4 separate regions of the Homo sapiens genome follow, and all the other regions are linked to region 2. The links are chromatin contacts, found by Hi-C or POLR2A ChIA-PET in ENCODE. All regions are on one chromosome and are shown on one strand. The core of a region is the stretch at or near the end of the contact, and the rest is flanking DNA. Distances in the headings are between cores, read along the strand shown. Region 1 holds the start of CRIM1-DT (CRIM1 divergent transcript). Region 2 holds the start of RASGRP3 (RAS guanyl releasing protein 3). Region 3 holds the start of CAPN14 (calpain 14). Region 4 has its middle 120 kb from the start of CRIM1-DT.

Region 1 (2,764 bases), core at 1-2,500, 2.9 Mb before region 2:
GACTGCCTAAGCGTCGGGGGGAACAAGGAGAGGGAACGCAGGGCCGCGGGGGCACTCTCCTGGGGGCGGCGGCCGCCCCTCTTCCCGCAGAGCCCTCTTTCCTCCAGAAAGTCTCGCCCAAACTTTGTTCGGCACAACCAGCGCCGAGGGGGCGGCGCAGGCCAGGTGGGAGGGGGCCCGCAGCGGGCGGCCGTACCTTCGCAAACGCCCGCTTCGTACTCGGTGAGGGAGTCGCCATTGAGCGGGGGGCGGATGACACAACGCAGCCCCCGGTCGCAGGTTCCGTAAATCCCGAAGGTGCCGCCGCAGCTCTCGTTCCTCTGGCTGGCGCACGTGTAGCAGCAGCCGCAGACGCCCTGCACGATGCTCCCCGGGCAGTTCCTGGGCTCCTCGCACTTGGACTCGTCACAGGGCAGGCAGACCAGCGCCCGGGTGCCGGAGCGCGCCAGCAGCAGCAGCAGCCCCAGCAGCGAGACCAGGAGGTGCCCGCAGCCGGCCAACCCCCTGTCCCCCGCCACCAAGTACATCCTCCTGCGCCGCCGCCGCCTCCTCCTCGCAGCCGGGCCGGGAGCGGGGCGGGCGCCCTCCCCTGCGCGGGGCACACGCGCCGCCGCCGCCGCACCAGCAGCCCGCGGTCCTCACCGCCCCTCTCGGGGCCCCCGGGGCGCGCCTCCCCTCGCGGGGCGAGGCCCCCGCCCCTTCTGCGGGCCGCGCCGACCCCGAGCCCACGAGCCTTGGCGCCGGCGGCAGCTTCCCCTCCTCCTCCTCCTCCTCCTCCCGGGAGGGAGGGGGAAAAAAGAAAAAAGTTTCCTCCCGGCAGCTCCGGTTCAACCCAAACTTCTGGCGCGGCGGCGGCGGTGGCTGCTGCGCTCGGCTCCAGCCCGGGCCGGCGGCGCCTCCTCCCTCTCCTCCTCCGAGTCGGCCGGCCCCGCAGCGGCGCAGCCTCCGGGCCGGTCCCCGCCTCCCGAGCTGCCGAGTGGGCGCGGTGGCGCAGCACAAGATCCGCGGCGTCCGCTCCGCGCGCCCCGCTCGCCTCACTCCTGCGCCGCTCCTCCGGGCGCTTGTTTATGGCTGGAGCCTCAGCCGCTCGGGCTGCGCCCTCCCCCATCCTACCTCCTCCCCCAGACCTTCCCCCCACCCCCACGCGCCGCGCGCCGCTCATTGGCTGCCCCCCCTCCCCGGCCCGGCCGGCCCCCTCCGCCTCCCCCTCCCCCTCTCGGGCGGCCGGGCCCTTCCTCCCTCCCTCACACGCCTCCACCTCTTCCCGATCTCCTCCTCCCCGAGCCCGGCGCACCGAGCCGGCCGTGCCACCGAGCTGCGGCTCTGGCCCCGGCGCCGCGGGTGCGCTGCGGATGGGCTTGGGGCGCACCCAGCGAGCAGCGAGAGTCGCGGTGTCCCGGGCGCTCGCTGGCACCGTGGCCGCAGCGGCCGGCCTGGGAGCCAGGAGGGCGAGGCGGCTGCACCTTCGGGGCCAGATTGGAGTTCGAAGAGTGGCGGGTACCCCAGAAGCTCGGGGCCGGGGCGATGGCTGCAGCCTCGGGAGGGTATCGCCGGATCGAACTCCGGGAAAGGGAAGCAAAGGCATGGAACCTCCGCACACTGGATGAGAATCCATCTTCCATTCGAGCTGGGAATAGACTTTGTGAAAGATATTATGTAATGGAGTCTCGGGAACCCTGAGACCTCTCCAGCGAAGCTGAAGTGAATTAATTAAGTGCTTTAAACGGTCTTGGTAAATATTCCGCGGGAGCTGGGGAGGACCGTTGGGATGGCTGTAGCTTGAGTTGAATTTTAACTGTCCTCATTCTGGGTTTTGTCGCTCTGCTTTCTGTGCCAAGGTGCTGTGTTACGGGAGAGAGTGACTGGAAAGTAACAAAGCTGAATCTTTCTCCCTGGAGTAAGGCCGAAGACTGGATTACTACACGCCTAGACGTGACACTACACCCATAGATCTCATGCATCATTAATGCCATATGACATTGCCATTTTCTTTCTCAGTTCACGGACAAAAGTGGTGGGTTTTCATTGTCTTCACTGATTGTCAATGCATTAATAAAGAAGATGTGTGGTACATAGTCTTTGTGATAAATCAGGTAAAGAAGCAACGGAAGTGATGCAAAATGCACGGTGTGGAGATGGTTTCTCTTCAGTGGTTGTCAGAAAAGGTTTTCGTAATGATGGCTCTGTCATTGATGGGATATGAAGTAGTAATCCGCTCCGTAGTGACCTACCATTCACAAGATGGGTACCAGGTGAATAACATTAATTAATTGACAAAAAGTGACTGTGGTCAATGGGGGAAAAAATCGATCCCGTGGCAGGTGTGACGTGGGAATGGCTGGCCCACCCTCTGATCCAAGATGGTCTGGCTGCAGGAAGGTGGCAGCCAAGTGGATTCTGAAAATCGTGACTAATGAACCGAAAGTTAATAGCTGGCAGTGCAAGGAAAGAGGAAACAAAGCTACCTTTGAAATGTTATGTTTGTGGAACAAATTCATACTTACGATAAATATTTTAGTTTAACCACTCTGTCTAATCCTGAACCCAAAAGCCAGAGTTACCAGTGGACTATTCCCCCATGATGGGCATCAGCAAACTAAACATTTCTCCTATCATATTTCTTTGTCCAAGGAGAGGAAGAGGCTCATTAATTATCATTGATTATTATAGGGCCATGAGGAAGATGTTCAACCGTGGAAAAGGGGAGAGAGCATTGCATTTTCTAGACGGGTTTAAAGAGTTGTTGCAATGAAATGATTCCTGT
Region 2 (2,700 bases), core at 201-2,700:
GTGCCGTGCCCTGGGTCATTTTTAATCCATTCTCCACAAACAACAAAGGATGGTAAGGGTGGGGAGAGAACAGTGTTCCCTCATGGCAGGGGGCAGAGGGCGAAAGAAAACCGTATAGCTTGAGCCTGTATGAGAATCCATTTGTCACACGAGGAAACAAGCGCACTCCAGGTTGTCCTAGGCTTATCACAAGCAAAACAACTATTTGGTGAGACTTCAAATAAAAACAGCCCCTCTCTGCCCACCCTCCTCAAGATCCACGCGATCTCCAGAAACAGGAACCTGTTTGGTTATCTCCCTGCAGCCTCTGATTCAAAGACCTGTCACTTTCAGAGCTTTACGTCATCAGTTTAGAGCTCTGCCCTCTCTCTTTTCCCCTTTTGCCTTTCCTCTGAAGCATTCTGTCTGGTGACTACCAAGGAAGGACAAAAGTCACCGAACAACAGCTCAGTTCCAGCATGGTGCCTGCTTTGCTGCTCGCCCAAGCGCAAGCACCATTACTGCTGAATGAACCTGAGAAGGAGCCGGTTCTCTCCGTAATTTGGATGCCAGGCCTCCCAGAGTTAATCATCAGCTGCAGGCAGCACTTTCCCAGTCAGGTCATAAACAAGGAAAAAACAGCCTGAGTATCACGAAAACACTAAAATAAGGAAGACCAGCGGCAACCGAACATTTTAAAGTAATGAAGGTGAAGGAAGACCAGGGGCAACTGAACATTTTAAAGTAATGAAGGTGAATTAGCTTGTTGGGGGGAAAAAAAGTCGCTATAAAATACAGCTTTCAATTAGTTGGAAACCATGCAAGAAATCTAAATATGATTTCTAATGTGAATCTAAATATTATTTTGTCAGTCTTCTATATTGCAGACAGTTCTACACAGTTAAATGAGATATTCTCAAAAATTGAATAGGAAAAATCAAATCAGCCATACAATAAATTCACAAGTTACTTTAAACAACTACGTTTTCAGGTTTCAGTGGTAGAAACAGATTAAAATCAAATCTAGTCATCAACTCACTTCAATGAAGTCTCTACTTCATAACCTGAACTTGACTTTGAACCTAAACACCATGGACTAGAAAAATCTTGAACACTGGGAAACAAACTTTCTGTTTCCTAGACAGGAATGAAGCCATATGCCCCATTCATCCTCAAAGTTACAAGACACGTTGCCGAAAATAACAGGTTCTAAAAAAGGGCTGTGAAAACACCAATGGCTGTTAACAGGTACAAATAAAATATCTCCTTCTATCGTGCCAGAGGGAAACCAAAATCAAAATCAAAAGTTGTTGGTGGCTTGCAACACACACACACACACACACACACACACACACACACACGGAGAGGGAATGAAAGAGAGAGAGAGAGAGGAAAGTTCTCCAGTTACTTACTAGGGTGGTTTTGTCGTGGTATTTTTCACATCAGCACTCTGCCTGTCCAGCTGCCAAGTGCCGGAGCACGCCGAGAGCAGCTGTTTCCTTCAAGCTGGGGCTCTGAGTCTTAACCAGTCACATGTACCTCCTGATAAATACCGCCCGCCACCGTGCCAGGAGGTCAGAAACTGAAGATCATTCTTCTCCTCACTCGCAAACCACCTCATAACCCCTGAGTTGGCTCAGCCATCTCATGAGCATGCAGAGCGGGATATTCCACAATTTGTTTTCCTTTAGTGACAAAAGCCAAACAGCTGATAAGTCACACTGAAGGGCAGGTCACTGCAAGTGGAAAGTTAAATGTGTTTGCGTGTGTGTGTGCGCAGAGGGGGAGACTGGCAGGCTCCATGCTCTCTCATCTCACTCAAGTTTCACTGGGGCTCTCGAACGGCAAGAGAGAGGATCACCAACTCGCACAGCAGGTGGAAGTTGCTCTGTGTTAACCCCGGAGTACAACTGTTTGGTTTCGTTTTCTCAGAATCTCAGGCTCCAGTTTGTTAGACGAGCCACAAGCCTGACTAGGTGGCTGGTGCTGGGGAAGGCAGACCCTCACTCACCATCTAAGAATGCTTAGGTTGGACTTCAAAGGCCGGGGCTGCTAAGCCAAGGGACGCTGAGGGGCAAATATGGGAGGGGTTAATGAAGACTATCAAAGGCAGCTTTATCTGAAGAGCTCTTGGAAGTGATTTCAGGTAGCTTTAGACCAAACTTCCGCATTGTTATCTGTTGAATTGCATCGAGCAGCTGAGATTATCAGCCGGCGAGTGTGAATGCAAACAGAAATTATCACCAAGTTGACAACGCGCTTTACAGACGCACTACTGCCCCCTTTGGTGTGCTGGGAACTTGGAGCAAACTGCCGTTTTCTGTGCTGCTCGCAAACGTGGCAAACCATCCCTGATGTTTTGTTGAATTCATATGTCTCACCTGAGCTGATGTTCCCACCCTTCCCTTTTCATCCTCCCTTCCAAGGAAAGCCCTTGAAGTATCTGACTTTACGTAGTGTCTGACCTTGGATGTCTGACTTCTTGGTATAGTAAGGGTGACACTTCCCCGAATCAGTGTCTGAGCCTGCCCTTCAGGTAGAGATATGACATAGAGGCAGCCTATTTGGCAAAGTGAACATCCAGAAAAGATGGTTGAAGTCCCCCAGGGGATTTCTGAACCATAATGTGCCTGTTAAACTATTAACCCTGATTTTTAACACATAATATCTTACTCAGTGTAAGAGCCTGTGTGAGTAATCTTTTATATTTAGGCTTTGTCT
Region 3 (2,735 bases), core at 163-2,662, 2.3 Mb after region 2:
TAACACCTTCAGACCCATGCGAGGAAGGGTGGCTATTTGGCACATGAGGCAGGGGGAAGGCTCCAAAGAGCGTTTAGCTCAGGAAGAAAGCTTTGGATTTGATTTGACAGTGGCAGGGAGACAATTCCTTGACAAAGATGAGGAGAAGTTAGTGGAACCTGACACCCTGGGACTTTAGCCCCATCTCTGCTGTTTACTGGCTGCGGTTATCTTGGGCGAGTTGCCATGCTGTGCCTCCGTTTTCTTTTTGTAGAATGTGGATAATAATAGCACTACCTCACAAAGTTGTGAAGATTCCATGAGATTCTGCATGCAATGTGCTTAGCATTGTGCTTGGCATGTCATAAGTGCTCAAAACGTGTTGGCTATTATTATCAATATTAGTTAATTTATCAGTACTAATAAAATGGGTGGAGTGATAATCACACAAAATGATTGAGTTGGAGAGATTAGAGTCAAGGCAGAGGCCAAGAAGCAGGCGGGGAGGAAGAGGACAGAGGATTTCCACAGGCAAGGGACTCTGATTCCACTGACACATATTGAGCACCTCCTGGGTACTAGGCATGGTTCTGGGTTCTGGGGATCCTAGGTGTGCAAGCGTGGAGGCAGGCAAGCTGGAACCAACTAAGCTGCTATGATGGAAATCTGTGCAAGTGGTGGTGGGAACCTAGGAGAAGGATTTGGGGGTGGGGGTGGGGAGGGAGTGAAGAAGTCTAGAGCAACCACAGGAGGGCTAAGAAATGCTTTAAGGGAAGAACAACCAGATTTGGAGCAACGGGACCCAAGGTGAACTGTGAGGAGACAACCAGTGGGAGGTCAATGTTCTGAGTCCCAGATGGCCAAAATGGGGGATTTGGAAAGTAGGTTGGGAAGGAAGAGGGAGCGATCTCAATAGCACAAATGAATCACAGATTTCCTCCTTAGCAGGAAACATCCCTGAGGGCTGCCTCAGACTCTGACAACCATAAAAGAAAACCCACAGCCACCTCTTGAAAATACTTTCCAGGCTTCTGTCAATGTTAGTTTAAACATAGGGATGTACAGGAATCTCTGTCTTGGTTCTTTGGTGTCCTGGGAGTTGTGGGGAGGTGAGCAAGCAGTATCATGTGCTCCTGCAGTGAAATGCTTTTCTAGGTCACACCTGAAAGTACCCTCCCCAGGGTTGGAAGTGAGAAGATGACTAACTCTCTCTCATTAAGGCATTACTGAAACAGGCTTTCTCTGTATGGTGTTCTAAAGAAATAATTGGATTTGTGTAATCCAGTCGCAAAGCCCTGGGTACTCCACTCCCTTCCAGAGAACACACAGTGGGGAGGAACCAAGGTCCTGGGAGGTGGGGTCGCAAATTCTTGGCTAAACACCATGTGTAGAAAGGACCCATATATAAGAGGTGGTTTCAGGCTGCATGCTTCTGACTGCACCGGGATTAGAGCTTGCCCAGGCGCTTAAAGAAGCAAAATCTCCTGTGCAGGTAAATTTCTTTAGTTCCAAGGGTGGGTCCAAGTTAGCCCAGAGGCCCTATGAGACTCTACAGGGTCTGGGTTTAGAAGGTGAGAGGATGGTATTTGCTTCTCCTGGTTTGAGCTTTGCAGGTGAGTGTATACAGAAAAAACCCTGGAGTCTGGAGATTTCAATTTTGTCCTCAGTTTTGCCATCACTTATTAGTGTGACCTTGAGGAATAGACTTCAGCCCTTTGGCCCCAATCTCCTCATTTAAAAAAAAAGATGGGAGTATCTTTGGGCCTGGGTAATTTCTGAGGTCCCTCCAGCTCTGGTTTCTCTCGAAGTCATTTGGTAGAGTTACTGATGCTGCTAGGTGCTGTCATTTCCCAGAACATAGGCCATCCCAGTTGTCTCCTGAGCCTCCTGATGAGAAGGAATCTGGGGGCAGCCAGCTTATCACTGAGGCCTTATGGGATCCTCAGAGTCAAGGAGGCCGACTGTTCTCTGTTCTGATAAGCAGTGAGGCTGGGCTGACTTCCTGTATGAAATTAGATGTGAAAAACACACTGGGACGGTGACCACACTATAAGAGTGAAATATTGCCTCAAATGATAGCTGTCAGTGTGGTGCTTGGCACGGCCCTTGCCTAGATTAGAAATCTCGAAATTGCCCTTGTCTGAGTGGTCTGCTGGCCTATGGGCACTGGAAATCACTCCTCAAAGCTCTGGAGGACTCCAGAGCGAGGTAGTCGGCTCTCAGTTCAGCTTATAACCCTCTCCTATGGAGGCACAGGGTGACAATGTTTTGGTGGGTGGTACCTAAGTGTTTCAGCCTGGGTACATCTTCCAGGCCTGATAGGGTGAGGGGTGTCTTTGACTTTCTAGGGGGAGAATTCTTGGATGAGTTAGGTACTGGCCATTTCACAGAGTGGGCACCTCATGCTGAAGAGTGAGGGCCCTTTCTAGAGTGTGAGCCTGGTCGTTGGACTGTGACTTCCTCGAGGGCAGAAATTCTGTCTAATCCATCCTGTACCCCTACCATCTAGGGCAATGCCTGGCCCATGGGGAAGCATGCAATAAAGCCTTGTTTAAATGAATTGATTCTCCCACTTTTCAAACTCCCTTGTAAATCTCTCTCCTGACCATCAAAACAAGCAGTAGAAAAGGAATGGAATTGATGTAACTATCAGTGGTATAATTGGTTTGGTGATAGATCGCTCGACCTCAAGGGTAACCACTAAGCTAATTTCTAACATATAGATTGGTTTTGTCACTTTTGAAAGTTATGTAAAT
Region 4 (2,700 bases), core at 34-2,533, 2.8 Mb before region 2:
TAGTTACCCAAATGCTTCTGAAATTGCTTGTTTCTTCCTAACCCATGATAAGATCACTCAGTTCTTTACTGATAGATGACTTCCCAATTTCCATTAGGATTTTCTCTGAAATGCATCTTGCTTGCTGGGGCACTGCTAACTTCCCAGGCCTTGCAGGCCTATTATCCAGAGACTAAACCTTGCTCCCACAGAGACCTCCATCACTAGCCTGAACTCTCTGGGGTTAAATAACCCTTCAGATTATGTTCCAGGGTTATTAGCGATACGAGAGTCTAAGCAAGTACTCTTCATTTATTTTCCTCCAATCCTGCCTACATTTATCTAACAAATTGAAAATATTATTCTTTCCTTTTGCTTATTGTACCTCTGGAAAATCTGCCAGGAAGAATTTAATAGACATTAGACTGGGGTTCATCCTTTAACAGCATAATATTTATTTCTTCACCTGAAGGTTAAGAGGGTTTAATCTTCAGAAAGAACTATTAGTTTCTACCTCCTGCAGTACAGTTGGGAAGAGGTTTCAATTCTAATCTGGGAAAGTTAAATGATGGGAATGGGTGCTGGTCATATTTCTTTAAGGATGGGCTAAGGGACTCGTACCCAGAAAAAAAAGTCTCATAAAAGTAGGTTAGAGTTCCAAGTGTTCTAGCTCTTTCAACATATGTCATGCTGCTGCCTGGGCACATATTCTTCTGATATCAAAACTGATAGTAATGTCAAAGATACAATGTGTTTTTGTGGAGGAGAACAGTGAGTGAAGTTTGGGTAACAGGTGTAGGGATTCAAGTCAGAGGAATAAGAGAATGCCACTTATGCCTCTTAAGCTGTAGCCCAAGCTTAGTAATAATCTCCTTTGAGTGTGTGTGTGTGTGTGTGTGTGTGTGTGTGTGTGTGTATCCATAATTTGAACAGTCCCAGGGTGTGCTGTGGCTTTATTGGGGAACCAGAAATGCCGAGCCCTTTTCTTGAGGTTAAGAGCTGCTGCAGAGCTGTTGGCCTCAGATAATGTTCTGATCTGGGAGACAGAGAGGACCTTCTGCTTTCACACCCAGGATCTCATTTAGAGAGTAATGTTCAGTTTCACCCCAACAATGTGCTCATTGCTGCGATTTCCAGCACTATTAATATTAAGGAACTTGTGTTTGGGGGTGGGGTTGGGGAGGGAGGAAAATAATTGGCAGGCTGAATATGCTGATCTTTTCACACACTCCTCTTTTGCTTCCTCTCTGCGGCTGCAGTTGGGTTTGCTTGCTGTCTCCACCGAGCTGACGTGTGATGTCTGCAGCGCGAGTCAAAGCCACCTCGCAAAGGCAGCCGTGTTCCCTGCCTTGACATCTCATCCCTCGTCCTTACTCAGATCTCGTCAGCCTACACGGTCTGCTCCTCCAACAGCTAATAGCGAAATGACTGCGGGGAAGGCAATGACAGCAATCGCTGTTCAGCATTTATTTTACCTTTGATTTTTTGCTGCACATAAAATTCCAGGCCTGAGCTGCGGGGCAGACATAGAGGAGAGTGCGGGGGCTTGGAAGAAGGTGGGACTCTGAAATCTGCCCCTCCTCCCCCTTCAGTACAACGTAATGTGAGCTGAGTGGTCTCTGGCAATGATTTAATGCCTCCTTTGGACATTTGCCGGTTAACATAGCAAGATTGACAGTGTGCATCGTGAGTTGTATGTAGCTACCAAGGCTCAGAGGCTGTATATTTCCCTATCCTGCATGTCATTCCTGAGACCTTTTATAAATTCAGAGGCAGGACAGCAAGCTAGGCTCCTACCATCATCTGTGTTCTTGCTTCTTTATTGTTCTCAGTACCAAATGATATTCCACAGCACCTGCTCATACTGCTTAGTGCCATATAAGGAGAACCAGGTAGGAACACATGCTGCCCTGCCCTCCAGGAGCTTGCAGTTTAAGGCAAATACCCAGACAGAGACAAATGTTATTTCTGAATCTTTTTCCTCTCTGTTACTTGGCAAACAGCTAGTGATATGGTTTGGCTCTGTGTCCCCACCCAAATCTCGTCTTGACTTGTAGCTCCCATAATTCCCTTGTGTTATGGGAGGGACTTGGTGGGAGATGATTGAATCATGGGGGCAGTTTCCCCCATACTGTTCTCATGGTAGTGAATAAGTCTCACGAGATCTGATGGTTTTATAAGGGGTTTCCCTTTTCTCTTTGCTCTCATTCTGTCTTGTCTGCTGCCATGTAAGATGTGCCTTTTGCTTTCCACTATGATTGTGAGGCCTCCCCAGCCACATGGAACTATGAGTCCATGAAACCTCCTCTTCTTCATAAATTACCCAGTGTCAGGTATGTATGTATTAGCAATGTGAAGATGGACTAATACAGCTAGCCATAGTGGACATATTACACAAACTTCATACTCAAGAGCTTCATCCCAGTCCTGTCTTGGTCATTTAATAGCTTTGTGACTTTGGGCAACTCATTTAACTCTTTCGAGTCCCAACTTCCTTATCTGTAAAGCTGTACAACAATGAAGCCTATGTCCTGGTGTTGCTGCGAGATTAGACATAGTGTTTAAAAACCAAGCTGGCCTACAGGAAGAGTTTAATTTCTGGTAGTTGACATTTTGGAGAGTGAATCTAATGATAAGTGCATGGGCATCGTCACATTTCCCGTGATGTGTATGGATGGATTTGGAGCTCTGAATAAGTACAAAGGAATTGTTTTTGAAACG

The links. Hi-C counts contacts between places; a loop is a spot of excess contacts on that map. ChIA-PET counts read pairs that join two places held with the same protein, here RNA polymerase II (POLR2A). Pooled maps may share reads with other maps.
Region 1: a pooled map shows a loop between it and region 2 (6-fold over the local background). The contact joins the promoter of CRIM1-DT here to the promoter of RASGRP3 in region 2. A Hi-C loop is called at or near these places in 4 of 37 single-sample maps with no recorded cell type and 7 of 50 pooled maps.
Region 3: a loop to region 2 is called in a pooled map, with 6 times the contacts of the local background. The contact joins the promoter of CAPN14 here to the promoter of RASGRP3 in region 2. A Hi-C loop is called at or near these places in 2 of 37 single-sample maps with no recorded cell type and 3 of 50 pooled maps.
Region 4: a loop to region 2 is called in a map of CD8-positive, alpha-beta T cell, with 10 times the contacts of the local background. The contact joins the enhancer-like site here to the promoter of RASGRP3 in region 2. A Hi-C loop is called at or near these places in 3 of 168 maps with a recorded cell type or tissue (CD4-positive, alpha-beta memory T cell, CD8-positive, alpha-beta T cell and naive thymus-derived CD4-positive, alpha-beta T cell), 4 of 37 single-sample maps with no recorded cell type and 10 of 50 pooled maps. POLR2A ChIA-PET finds 5 or more read pairs at or near these places in 1 of 52 experiments (activated T-cell).

The regions. Positions count from the first base shown.
Region 1 is chr2:36,354,056-36,356,819 of GRCh38, reverse strand. It overlaps CRIM1-DT (CRIM1 divergent transcript), which reads left to right and starts at 1,250. Exons shown (of 2, transcript NR_037631.1): 1 at 1,250-1,732; 2 at 1,839-2,071. It overlaps CRIM1 (cysteine rich transmembrane BMP regulator 1), which reads right to left and starts at 1,042. Exons shown (of 17, transcript NM_016441.3): 1 at 197-1,042. The coding sequence starts at 527.
Region 2 is chr2:33,475,399-33,478,098 of GRCh38, reverse strand. RASGRP3 (RAS guanyl releasing protein 3) reads right to left here and starts at 1,450. Exons shown (of 18, transcript NM_001139488.2): 1 at 1,392-1,450. RefSeq lists an enhancer at 1,795-2,114.
Region 3 is chr2:31,216,192-31,218,926 of GRCh38, reverse strand. It overlaps CAPN14 (calpain 14), which reads left to right and starts at 1,412. Exons shown (of 22, transcript NM_001145122.2): 1 at 1,412-1,471.
Region 4 is chr2:36,239,219-36,241,918 of GRCh38, reverse strand. No RefSeq gene overlaps it. Among named protein-coding and RNA genes, the nearest start is that of CRIM1-DT, 120 kb to the left of the region's middle. Within about 2 kb of position 1,283, at least 3 of the 41 ENCODE cell types and tissues checked have a DNase peak (open chromatin) inside an H3K27ac peak, as active enhancers do.